3 separate regions of the Homo sapiens genome follow, and regions 2 and 3 are each linked to region 1. The links are chromatin contacts, found by Hi-C or POLR2A ChIA-PET in ENCODE. All regions are on one chromosome and are shown on one strand. The core of a region is the stretch at or near the end of the contact, and the rest is flanking DNA. Distances in the headings are between cores, read along the strand shown. Region 1 holds the start of ERCC6 (ERCC excision repair 6, chromatin remodeling factor). Region 2 overlaps VSTM4 (V-set and transmembrane domain containing 4). Region 3 holds the start of TIMM23B-AGAP6 (TIMM23B-AGAP6 readthrough (NMD candidate)).

Region 1 (3,345 bases), core at 527-3,026:
AAAAAAAAAAAAAAAGAAAGAAAGAAATCATACATTTAACAAATAGTTACTGAGAGTTAATTACACCAGGCAATGTACTAGGTTAACTAATTCCTGTCCCCAAAGAGCTTAGAGTCTCATGGGAAAAACAGACATTTAAAAACTATATATATATATATACACATACACACACACACACACACACACACACAAATATAATTGTGGTGACTGCTGTTAAGAGGAAAGTACAAGGCTTTCTGACAAAATGAGAGAAACCAAATTGAAATTGTGGAGGTAGATGTGGGGTCAAGGAGGCCTCTCTGATAAAGTGACATCTGATAAGTCAGTCAGGTCGAAAGTAAAGTGAACGTCTTGCAAGGAAACAACGTGTGAAATTTTTTTTTTTTTTGAGACGGAATTTCGCTCCGGTTGCCCAGGCTGGAGTGCAACCTCCGCCAGGCTCCGCCAGGCTCACTGCAACCTCCGCCTTCCGGGTTCAAGCGATTCTCCTGCCTTGGCCTCCCGATTAGCTGGGATTACAGGCATATGCCATCATGCCCGGCTAATTTTTCGTATTTAGTAAAGACAGGGTTTCACCACGTTGGTAAGGCTGGTCTCGAACTCCTGACCTCGGGTGATCCACCCACCTCGGCCTCCCAACAACGTGCGTAACTTTTAAGACTAGAAAGAGCTGATGCACTTGTGAAAATGCAAGAAGGCTGGAACACCGAATTTTTGACTTTATTTTTAACTTTGAGTTAAGAAGAGCAGAGAAGGGCTCCGTTCATGGCCTAAGTCTTGCAGAGTATCTTCTAAGGCTTAATCATCTGGGACACTAGTATCTTCACCGTCCTCCCCCATCACTGGGGCTCCCGCAGCCAGGGGCAAGCTGGGTCTCATTTGGAGGGTTGGTCGGACACAGGCACAGTTCTGAGAGGGGACAGGCAAGGGCCAAATCACACAAGGCCTGGGAAAACACGAGCATGGATTCCACTCCCAGTGCAATGGAATGACTCTGAAAACTGTTAAGTAGGCTGATGATGGCATGACCTACTTTATGCCAGAGACCACCTGGACAACTGTGCGGATAATGGATTGGAGGAGACAAAGCAACAAGAAGATGATGGGAAAAGTTGAGGAGAAAAGCGAGGGCTGCCTGTCACAGGATGACAGCAGTTAAGACGCTGCGTGGAAGTCACGTAACAGCAGCATTTACAGGCGGCCTGCCTCATCCGCCCACACTCTTATCAATTTGACTCTATCAACGCCCAAAACGTCGGACGTACATCTAGCCCGACTCTCTTTAAAATAACAGCTCCAGCATTTTAATCGAGATCAAAAAGGACCCAGCTGACCCTGCGCGCAGGGGGCCTTATACAAAGTCGGAGAAGTAGCTGGGTCGCTGGCCGGCCAGGGACTCAAGCCGCCTCAGGTGAGCGCTCCTTGGCGCTACTTCCGGTCTCAGGTGAGGCCGCCGGAAGCGGGCACTTGGCCCTAAGACCCGCTACAGTGCGTCCTCGCTGACAGGCTCAATCACCACGGCGAGGCCAAGGCGCGGGGCCGCGGCCCGCCCGAGAAGCCTGAGCTGGGCCCCGACACCCCCTGCCCGACATTCGGCCGGGACCCCCGAACACTCACCCAGGGCCGCGCGAGCGCCCACAAGGAAACAGAGACGCTACCGCCGCCAGCCGCCTTGGAACCCAGCTCGACGGGCCGTGGCGCCTGCGCCCTCAGCTCAACCATAGACACCGCCCCCAACAGCGACTCCGACTTCTGCTGGTGCGGGGAGGCCCGTGGCGCATGCGCCTGGCTCAGCGTTTGTTTTTAAGCACGGGCAAGACCACGTGGTTTGGAGGGACGGGCTCAGCAGCGCCTTTCTACTTGCGTGCGAGCAGGGCGAGAAAGCTGTCTCCGCTGCCGGTCAGCTGGGTGGCTTGCGAAGGACGCTTCGCCCCTAGCGAAAAATACCCTGCTGGCAAGGCAGTTATGAAAGTTAAGACATATTTCCACGTAGAGGGGGATGCGGGTGTGCCATGCGAATGTAAATCCTCACAATTAACCTTGAACCCTGCAGAGAAAGTCAGCTTGGGCAGGGAAGTTAGCCGCACTTTTTGGTCGCCAGGCTGTGACCTCTCTTGTTGTCTCCCACGACTGAACACGGGAAGGATGGAGAGCTGTCCTGCTTCTCTGTTCCCCCTCCGCCACGCGCGCACCTGGGCGGAGTGAGTGCCTACAGAGCCTGCTTACATGTGTACATTGCCTTAAGTCCAGCGTTTAGTATCCGTCCTCAGATCTCAGAGGTAGGCGGGGTTTCGAGGCAGGCGAGAATTTTACCGTGGTGCGTTTGAAGAAAGAAGATGTCCACACAGAGGTTCAGAACAATGGGAGGAAGTTGAGCTTCGCCTGGGGAAAGAAGCAGCCCACGATGCAGGATGGCTGTACCAGACAGAGCTTCTCAGCTCAGGATCGGTGCTAGGAGAAGGTGGACTTTCCAGGGCCGCGAGGCAGGACGTCCTCTGGGAGGGCAGTGACTGCGGGTCACTGCCTGGGAAGTGCTGTCCTCACTTGGAAGCCTGAAGTCGGACAATAGGGAAATGGGGTCGGAAAGGGGACTAGGAAATGCTCCATAACATCATCTTATTCCTCCTGTCAGCGGCCCCAACCCACAATGTAACTTGTTTTTGTTGGTGGTAGTGGGTTTTTTTGTTTGTTTTGTTTTTGTTTTTGTTTTTGAGACGGAGTTTTGCTCTTGTCGCCCAGGATGGAGTACAATGGCACGATGTGGGCTCACTGCAACCTCCTCCTCCCAGGTTCAAGCGATTCTCCTGCCTCAGCCTGCCGGGTAGCTGGGATTACAGGCGCCTGCCACCATGCCCAGCTAATTTTTGTGTTTTTAGTAGAGACGGGGTTTCGTCATGTTAGCCAAGCTGTCCGCGAACTCCTGACCTCAGGTGATCCACCCGCCTCGGCCTCCTAGAGTTCTGGGATTACAGGTGTGAGCCACCACGCCCGGCTTGTAACTTGCTTTTTTTTTTTTTTAAAGGAGAAAGAATTCTAGCGATTTCTTGGATAAAATATTAAGAATAGAAAGGCAGTTGATTGACATTAGTTTCAATGCTTGAAAGTAAAAGCAGATATATAGTGGATCCCAACTTTTGAGACTGAGGTTCCCTTTGCAGCTATTTTGGAGACCCTTCCTATATCAGAATTTGGACAGGAAAAAATGGTCCACTCAAAAGGGGAAGTTGAGAGTTATTATTTACAAAGACGTGGGCGGGGTTCAGGAAAACAACTCAGGGTGGCACAACTGGAGCTATTAAGGGCCGAATTGTGTCCCCTCCCCAAAATTCATATGCTGGAGTCCTA
Region 2 (3,345 bases), core at 470-2,969, 490 kb before region 1:
GCGATTCTCCTGCCTCAGCCTCCCGAGTACCGGGGATTACAGGTGCCTGCCACCATGCCCAGCTAATTTTTGTATTTTTAGTAGAGAGGGGGTTTCACCATGTTGGTCAGGCTAGTCTTGAACTCCTGACCTCAGGTGATCCACCCGCCTTGGCCTCCCAAAGTGCTGGGATTACAGGCATGAGCCACTGCTCCCAGCCTGATAGCTCATTTCTTTTGGGCACTGAGTAATATTCTGTCATCTGGATGTACCACAGTTTATGCATTCACCTGCTGAAAGGCATCTCAGCTGCTTCTAATTTTTAGCAATTATGAAAAAAGCTGCTATAAACATCCATGTGCAGTTTTTTTGTGTGTAGATACAAATTTTCAACCCTTCCTTGTTCATATATAGTGTTTTTTAAATCATATTATATTATAATTTTGTATTCTTAATTTACTTAATCTAAATTTTTCATATTTATATTCTCATACTATTCCAGTGAGGAAATAAGCCGATGTTTACTTAGCCATTTCCCTAACATCTAAAGATCTCATTTCTTTCTCAGTTTAATATAGAAATGACACTGCTAAAAATGTATTTGTGCATAATGGTTTTTTATTCTTAGACTTTCATTTTGGGGTTGAATTTCTAAAGCTGGAATTACCAGGTCATGGAAAAGGACCATTTTCAAGGCTATTTAATACTTACTGTCAAAATGATTTTTGACAAGTTAGTACTACACCACAGCTATGCCACTCAACAAATGAGAATACCTACGTCACCCTCCTTAACACCACTTGTCAATTTTTTTAAAATGACTCATTTAATGAAGAAAAAGCTGATTCCTTTTTGATTTGCATTTCTCTGATTTCTAGTGATAATGGACACTTCCCATGTTTGTCTAAGGAGTTTTCTCATTTATGATGGAAGGATAGCTCCTTCTCTTGATTTAGGATTTTTTTTTTTTTTGGATCTTGATTTAGGATTTTCTTGATTTCTGCTCTTGATTTAGGATCTTGAGCTTTTCTTACAGGTTTGCAAGCAACTTTTACACCATTTGGACATATTTATTGAAAAATATTTTTCCCAATTCCCTTTGAATTCTGGCTTTTTGTTCCATGCAGTTTTTTAATTTGTTTTTGCTAAAATCTTTTGACATTTTCCTTTCTTCTTTTGCCTCAAAACTTGGGTAGTCTCCCCAACTGCACCTTGCACGGTGTAGAATCAAATAATATTTCCACTTCCTATTCTCTTTTTGGATTTTTTTTAACTGTTTAATATAAAATGGAAGTTTCTGGAACATCATTTTTGTGCACTTATAACATTATGTTCAGGGATTTCCTTAAGGTGGAGAACACCTGCTTTGTCATCATAATTTTCCTTCAAAACAGTAAAACTGCACTAAATTTAATTTTAATTCATATTTCGACAATTTGATCTCATTTAGACAATGAATCACCACATTGACATAGGATAGACACTCTCTCAGAATCTTGTTTCTCCCCTTGAGCCAGCAGGACTGGTCGGAATATTTGGCAAGGAAAGTCCACCTTATGATTAACTTACAAGAAAAGTTATTCGACATCTCAGGTTGGAACAGGGCTATATTTTGTCTCTGACACAACAGAGCAAGCCTTGTTGGAGTGAGTCAAACCAAGAAAGACAGAAAACAGGCCCGCCCGGAAACTCCCTCTAAATTAGAGAGCTGTTTGATTAGAGAGAAGTGCTATTTGTGGGAGCTCATTGTGGAGCAAGGCTATTTTTCTGCCTCCAACAAGGGCAGGCAGGATGTCGCACGTGCAGAGGCCTTGCTGTAAGATGTACCAGGTTCCGGCCTGGCCACCTGCCAGAAGGAGCTTCTGTCCCACAAAGGCTTGGCAGTTTTGCTCCATGACACACAGCGGCTGGATTGAGTGAACAGGTGCTGAACAGGGGTCAAAAGGCCACTAAAGCTGATTCTACTTTGACCAGAGAGGTGACCCTGGGCAAGTCACTTACTTCCCCGGGCTTCCACCCACCAATCTGTAAAAGGGGAGGTGTATGTTGGCTATCTCTCTTGCAAAGTTATGAGGGTCAGATGAGAGAGCATAGCCTAAATTAGATGGGGTGTGAAACAGCTAAATAGCAACTGACCCTAGTCTCCAGGGTACAGGTGCAGTGTAGACGTTTCATGGTACTACCCAGGGAGGATGATGTTGCCACTTGGGTATTTCATGGTGCCCTTGTTTCAGCCCAGTGAGTAGGGCTGCAAGTTTCAACTTAGACATTGATCAGAAAGTCTTCCTGCCCAGGATATTACAGCATGACATCCCCTTGACAGCTGCCCTCCCACTAATAGAGCAGTGCTGGAAAGCACCGCTGCAGGACAGACCAGGCAGGTCATGAGAGAGGCTGCATTCCTGAGCGATGGGCAGCCACTCCAGAACACCAGGCAAAGCAGCCAACCTAGATTTTGCAAGGTATTGAACAAATTCTGAGCAACCATATTTTTCAGAAACTAAAGTTAACAACAGTAACAGCTATGTTTGTGTCCATCCTATGCAAGGCACTGTGGAAAGAGCTTGGTATCCGTGACCTCTGGCCCTCCTTGTTGCAAAAATGGGGCCTCAGAGAGATCAGGTCCTTCTCAAAAGTCACCAGCTGAGAAGGGGACATGGGACTTGATCCATGTTGGCCTGCTTCCTCTGGCCCTGAAGCAAGGACCCAGGACCCAGCCCAGATAACAGATAACAAGAACACTGGAACAGGAACAAGGTCAATAGAGCCAGAGCCACAGTGGCTACTCCCAGTTTAAACCATCTCCCTGAAGAGAAGTACCAGAAGGAGACATTAACATTCTACTGCATTTCAAGTCTGATTTAGATTCAGCGTGGGGAACCCACAGCACTGTTGCAGCTGCTCAAACTCCTGCCCCAAAGGGAGGAGGAGAGGCCAACCCAGGTAGTGGGGTCTTGGGGACTGAGGGTGTGGCTGGTGCCTAAGACCCAGGGCCATCCTGAGAAGGAAGCGCAGAGGAGGAAGGGGGCATGTGCCTGGAAATCGTCTGGAACAAGTGATGTCAGCTGCCAAAATGAAGGTGGGCATGGTGGGCTAGCCAGCTGGGAATTTTGTGCCTCTAGCACTAAGAGTATTTGGGAGCAGAAGGCGGGGAGCAGTTTATGCAGGAGGAACAGCATAAACTGAGCTGATTCCACCAAAAAACATAATTATAACTAAGAAGCATGCACCCAGCCACACTCTGCTTTCAAAACTAAATGTGAGGTCAAAGCAACTTGTGCTGAACCACAGTGCATGTGGCATCAGGAGTCCTCACCCCTGCCTTTAATGTCCCTGGGCCATCAAATGGTCCTTCTAATATAGTCT
Region 3 (3,345 bases), core at 589-3,088, 400 kb after region 1:
TTATTTCCAACCTAGATTAACTCCTTAACTGAGTCTTGATGCTCCACTTGAGTTCCTTTTCAATCCATTCTTTATTTTCCACACACCAGCCACACAGACTTTTCAACAAATAAATAAGTCTAATCAAGTCACTCCCCTACTAAAAACCCTTGAGTAGCTTATCAATGCCCTTAGAGTTCAAAATCCTTAGCAATGTCTACATATCCAATTTGATCTGACTTTTCTGTACCACCCTGCAGCCTCATCTCTCACACTCTCTTGCGTTCACTCTATATATCAATTGCACTCCTGTTTTTGTTTTGTTTTGTTTTGTTTTGTTTGAGGCGGAGTTTCGCTCTTGTTGCCCAGGCTGGAGTGCAATGGTGCCCTCTCGGCTCACTGCAACCTCCGCCTCCCGGATGCCAGCGATTCTCCTGCCTCACCTGCCTCAGCCTCCCGAGTAGCTGGGATTACAGTTGCCCGCCACCACGCTAGGCTAATTTTTTGTATTTTTAGCAGAGACGGGGTTTCACCATATTGGTAAGGCTGGTCTTGAGCTCCTGACCTCAGGTGATCCACCCGCCCCAGCCTCCCAAAGCTCAGGGATTACAGGCAAAACCACCGCGCCCGGCCTCGGTTGCACTCCTGAAACACTTCTTACTTCCTCTTCATCTAACTCCTACTCATTCTACAGTCCTCAGAATAAGCATCTCATCTTCTGGAGGACTATTTTCGATTCCATAAATTCAGTTAGGTAAAACAATCTGTCATTCATCTATCAGAACATCCATTACCTTTTATTATATTAACTTTTGCTATCGTCTATCTCTCCAGATAGATTTTAAGGTATGAAGGCAGAGGCCAAGTTTCTCTCGTTCAACACTGTATACCAGGGACGGGTACAATGCCAGCTTAAACTAATAGCTCTGCACCCTGGGACCCAGAATCTGAACAAGTGAAGTTGTTTTCTTCCTATCTAGAGGCTGAAGCGCCCTACTGTTTTACATACACAATTAGATCTCCTTGACGACTAAGGCAATTTCTCAATCAAACCTGAAGAAGCAAACAGGTGGTGGAGTCTCCTGCCATTTTCCGCCCTGTGAGTGACTGCTCATCAGAGTTTCTCACATCAATCGCACTGGGAAAAATGCGGCCCCATTCACCCACTAGTGGCTTTGGTAGCTCAGCAAGTGGACCTCAAGAGTGACGATGCACACAAGACCAGAAAGGAGTGACTGGAGCCCCTGGGTCCTCAGACTGAGACCAGAAGGTTCGGGCCGAGGCGAAGGACAAAGATTTTTATTTTCCCACGTACCAAGCGAGGTGGCGCTGCCTCTGTGCTGTCCCGCCCGCCCTGGGACGCAGGCTGGCGAGGACGGTGGGACCCTGAACTGCACGTGAGCGTCCTTGGGGTCGAGGACGCGCCTCTGCCTGCTGGGAAAGCTCCGGGCGTCCGAAGCAGCCGGCGAAGTTGTAGCGGCGCCCCAGCGGGGTCGCTTGGTGCAGGGTTCACAGCCGGGGCCCGCATTCATGCTGGGACCAGCAGCGCACTGTCCCCGGGCCGGCCCGGGCGGAGAGCCTCATTCACTAACCCTGAGAGAGATGGACTGCGCCTCCTTCTCAGCGCCTGCCTGCACCATTCCCTCTCTGCCGCTGCCTGCTTCTGCAATTGCTGATCCGCCGGCCTCCCAAGTCAGGCCGTAAACACTCGCCTGCCTTCCCTCTTCCACTGGCACCCCACCTGCCTCAATGCGCCGCTTTGATTCGGGATTCGTTCACTTTCCCACCACCGGAAAGCTGCCGTCAGGCGCTTCCGGCTTCCGGGGCGCACACTGCCGCAAAGCGGAAGTGTGGCGCTTAACGGGAACCGGCGCCCGGAATGTCAGCGTGTGAAGTAGGCGCTGGCAACGCGGGGTTACCCGCTGTTATTGAGGAGTAACGGCCCAGCGGACCACCCAGGCTTGAGGCAGCGGCGGGAACCACTCGGTTTGCTGCGATACCATGGAAGGAGGCGGGGGAAGCGGCGACAAAACCACAGGGGTATTGGCCGGCTTTTTCGGAGCCGGCGAAGCAGGTTACTCGCACGCGGATTTGGCTGGCGTCCCGCGTAAGTATGGGGCCTAGCTTGCGATTATTTCTGACTGGTTCTTGCGTTTACACTAAAGTTGCGCGTCCCATGTTTTATGTTGTTGGTTTTTTTTTCCTTGCTGGCGTTTACAAGCTTAAGTACCAGTGGTGGGGTTAGTGTATCTGCATGGCTGCTCTTTCAAGATAGAAAGGCCTAAAAAAGGGCCACGGATCTCCTGGGGAAGCTGTCCGTGATTGACCTGGACTCGCGAGATGATGCATGTTTTCTTAGGTTTATATCCAAGCCTCGTACGTTTTGTGTGTGGTGGGCCGTGTGATTGACCCTTAAGAGTAGAGCCCAGCTTTGGGAGTAAATGTATTCCAAATAGCAAGCCCGTAGTTAACTTTTTAGTACACAGTGACATATTCTGAGCCTCCAAGTAGCCGTAAGGGCAGAATATTCAGTAATATTGCATGTAAGTGAGAAATAAATATGACTTGGGACAGGCTAGGAAACCTTCTTTAGGAGCTAGGAAGTAAGCTGAACTTTAAAGGTGATATATAGACATGAAGAAAGAAGCCAGGTAAGAATTATAGGAAAGGAAATAGGCAACATCAAGGTATACAGAGGCATAAATATCTTGCCTTTGCCTCTCCTCGGTCTTGTGAATATGTTTTCCAGAACTTTGGTACTTTGTAACTGTGGTTGTTCAACTAGATAAATAGAACTTGGACCTAAAGATAGGCAGTTGGTCGTGGATAAAGCCTTTACGAAAGTACTTTCTTTTTAGAGAATCCTTGTAATATTTCTCTAGGTATTTTATACTAAGGAACAACAACAACGAAATATGTTCAGACTGACTCTAGTGCAAAAAAATATAAAAGACCTTTCATTTCCCTGGTGTCACCTTTGTCAAAAAACTGAATCTACAACACATGGTGTTTTGTTTCGTTTTTTTTTTGTTTGTTTTTAGAGTCAGGACCTCGTTCTGTCACCCATGTTGGGGTGCGGTGGCATGATTATAGTTCACTGAAGCCTGGCACTCCTGAGCTCAAACAATCCTCCCCTCTAAGCCTCCTAAGTAGCTGGGAATCTAGGTACGTACCACCACACCTGGCTAATTTTTAAAATTTTTTTTTTGACTTATTGTGGAGATGGGGTCTCCCTGTGTTGTCCAAGCTGGTCTCAAACTCTCGAACTCAGGCCATCCTCCTGTCTCGGCCTCCCAAAATGCTGGGATTCCTAGGCCTGAGCTACTACTTTACCTGTTTAGAACACAGTTTCATATTAATCTTAGT

Evidence for each region. A loop is a pair of places that touch in the nucleus more often than their neighbours do. ChIA-PET counts read pairs that join two places held with the same protein, here RNA polymerase II (POLR2A). Pooled maps may share reads with other maps.
Region 2: a map with no recorded cell type shows a loop between it and region 1 (8-fold over the local background). The contact joins the enhancer-like site here to the promoter of ERCC6 in region 1. A Hi-C loop is called at or near these places in 4 of 37 single-sample maps with no recorded cell type and 2 of 50 pooled maps.
Region 3: a map of naive thymus-derived CD4-positive, alpha-beta T cell shows a loop between it and region 1 (21-fold over the local background). The contact joins the promoter of TIMM23B-AGAP6 here to the promoter of ERCC6 in region 1. A Hi-C loop is called at or near these places in 1 of 168 maps with a recorded cell type or tissue (naive thymus-derived CD4-positive, alpha-beta T cell), 3 of 37 single-sample maps with no recorded cell type and 12 of 50 pooled maps. POLR2A ChIA-PET finds 5 or more read pairs at or near these places in 2 of 52 experiments (GM10248 and PC-3).

Annotation. Positions count from the first base shown.
Region 1 is chr10:49,537,345-49,540,689 of GRCh38, forward strand. It overlaps ERCC6 (ERCC excision repair 6, chromatin remodeling factor), which reads right to left and starts at 1,777. Exons shown (of 21, transcript NM_000124.4): 1 at 1,618-1,777. RefSeq lists silencers at 286-474, 1,420-1,709 and enhancers at 2,130-2,189, 2,220-2,459.
Region 2 is chr10:49,051,497-49,054,841 of GRCh38, forward strand. All of the region lies in intron 5 of VSTM4 (V-set and transmembrane domain containing 4), which reads right to left. Among named protein-coding and RNA genes, the nearest start is that of VSTM4, 62 kb to the right of the region's middle. RefSeq lists enhancers at 1,922-2,021, 2,032-2,141. Within about 2 kb of position 1,720, at least 5 of the 41 ENCODE cell types and tissues checked have a DNase peak (open chromatin) inside an H3K27ac peak, as active enhancers do.
Region 3 is chr10:49,940,215-49,943,559 of GRCh38, forward strand. It overlaps TIMM23B-AGAP6 (TIMM23B-AGAP6 readthrough (NMD candidate)), which reads left to right and starts at 1,839. Exons shown (of 17, transcript NR_158661.1): 1 at 1,839-2,086; 2 at 3,021-3,144. PARG (poly(ADP-ribose) glycohydrolase) reads right to left here and starts at 1,813. Exons shown (of 18, transcript NM_003631.5): 1 at 1,295-1,813. The coding sequence starts at 1,511. TIMM23B (translocase of inner mitochondrial membrane 23 homolog B) reads left to right here and starts at 1,839. Exons shown (of 7, transcript NM_001290117.2): 1 at 1,839-2,086. The coding sequence starts at 1,981. RefSeq lists an enhancer at 1,654-1,723.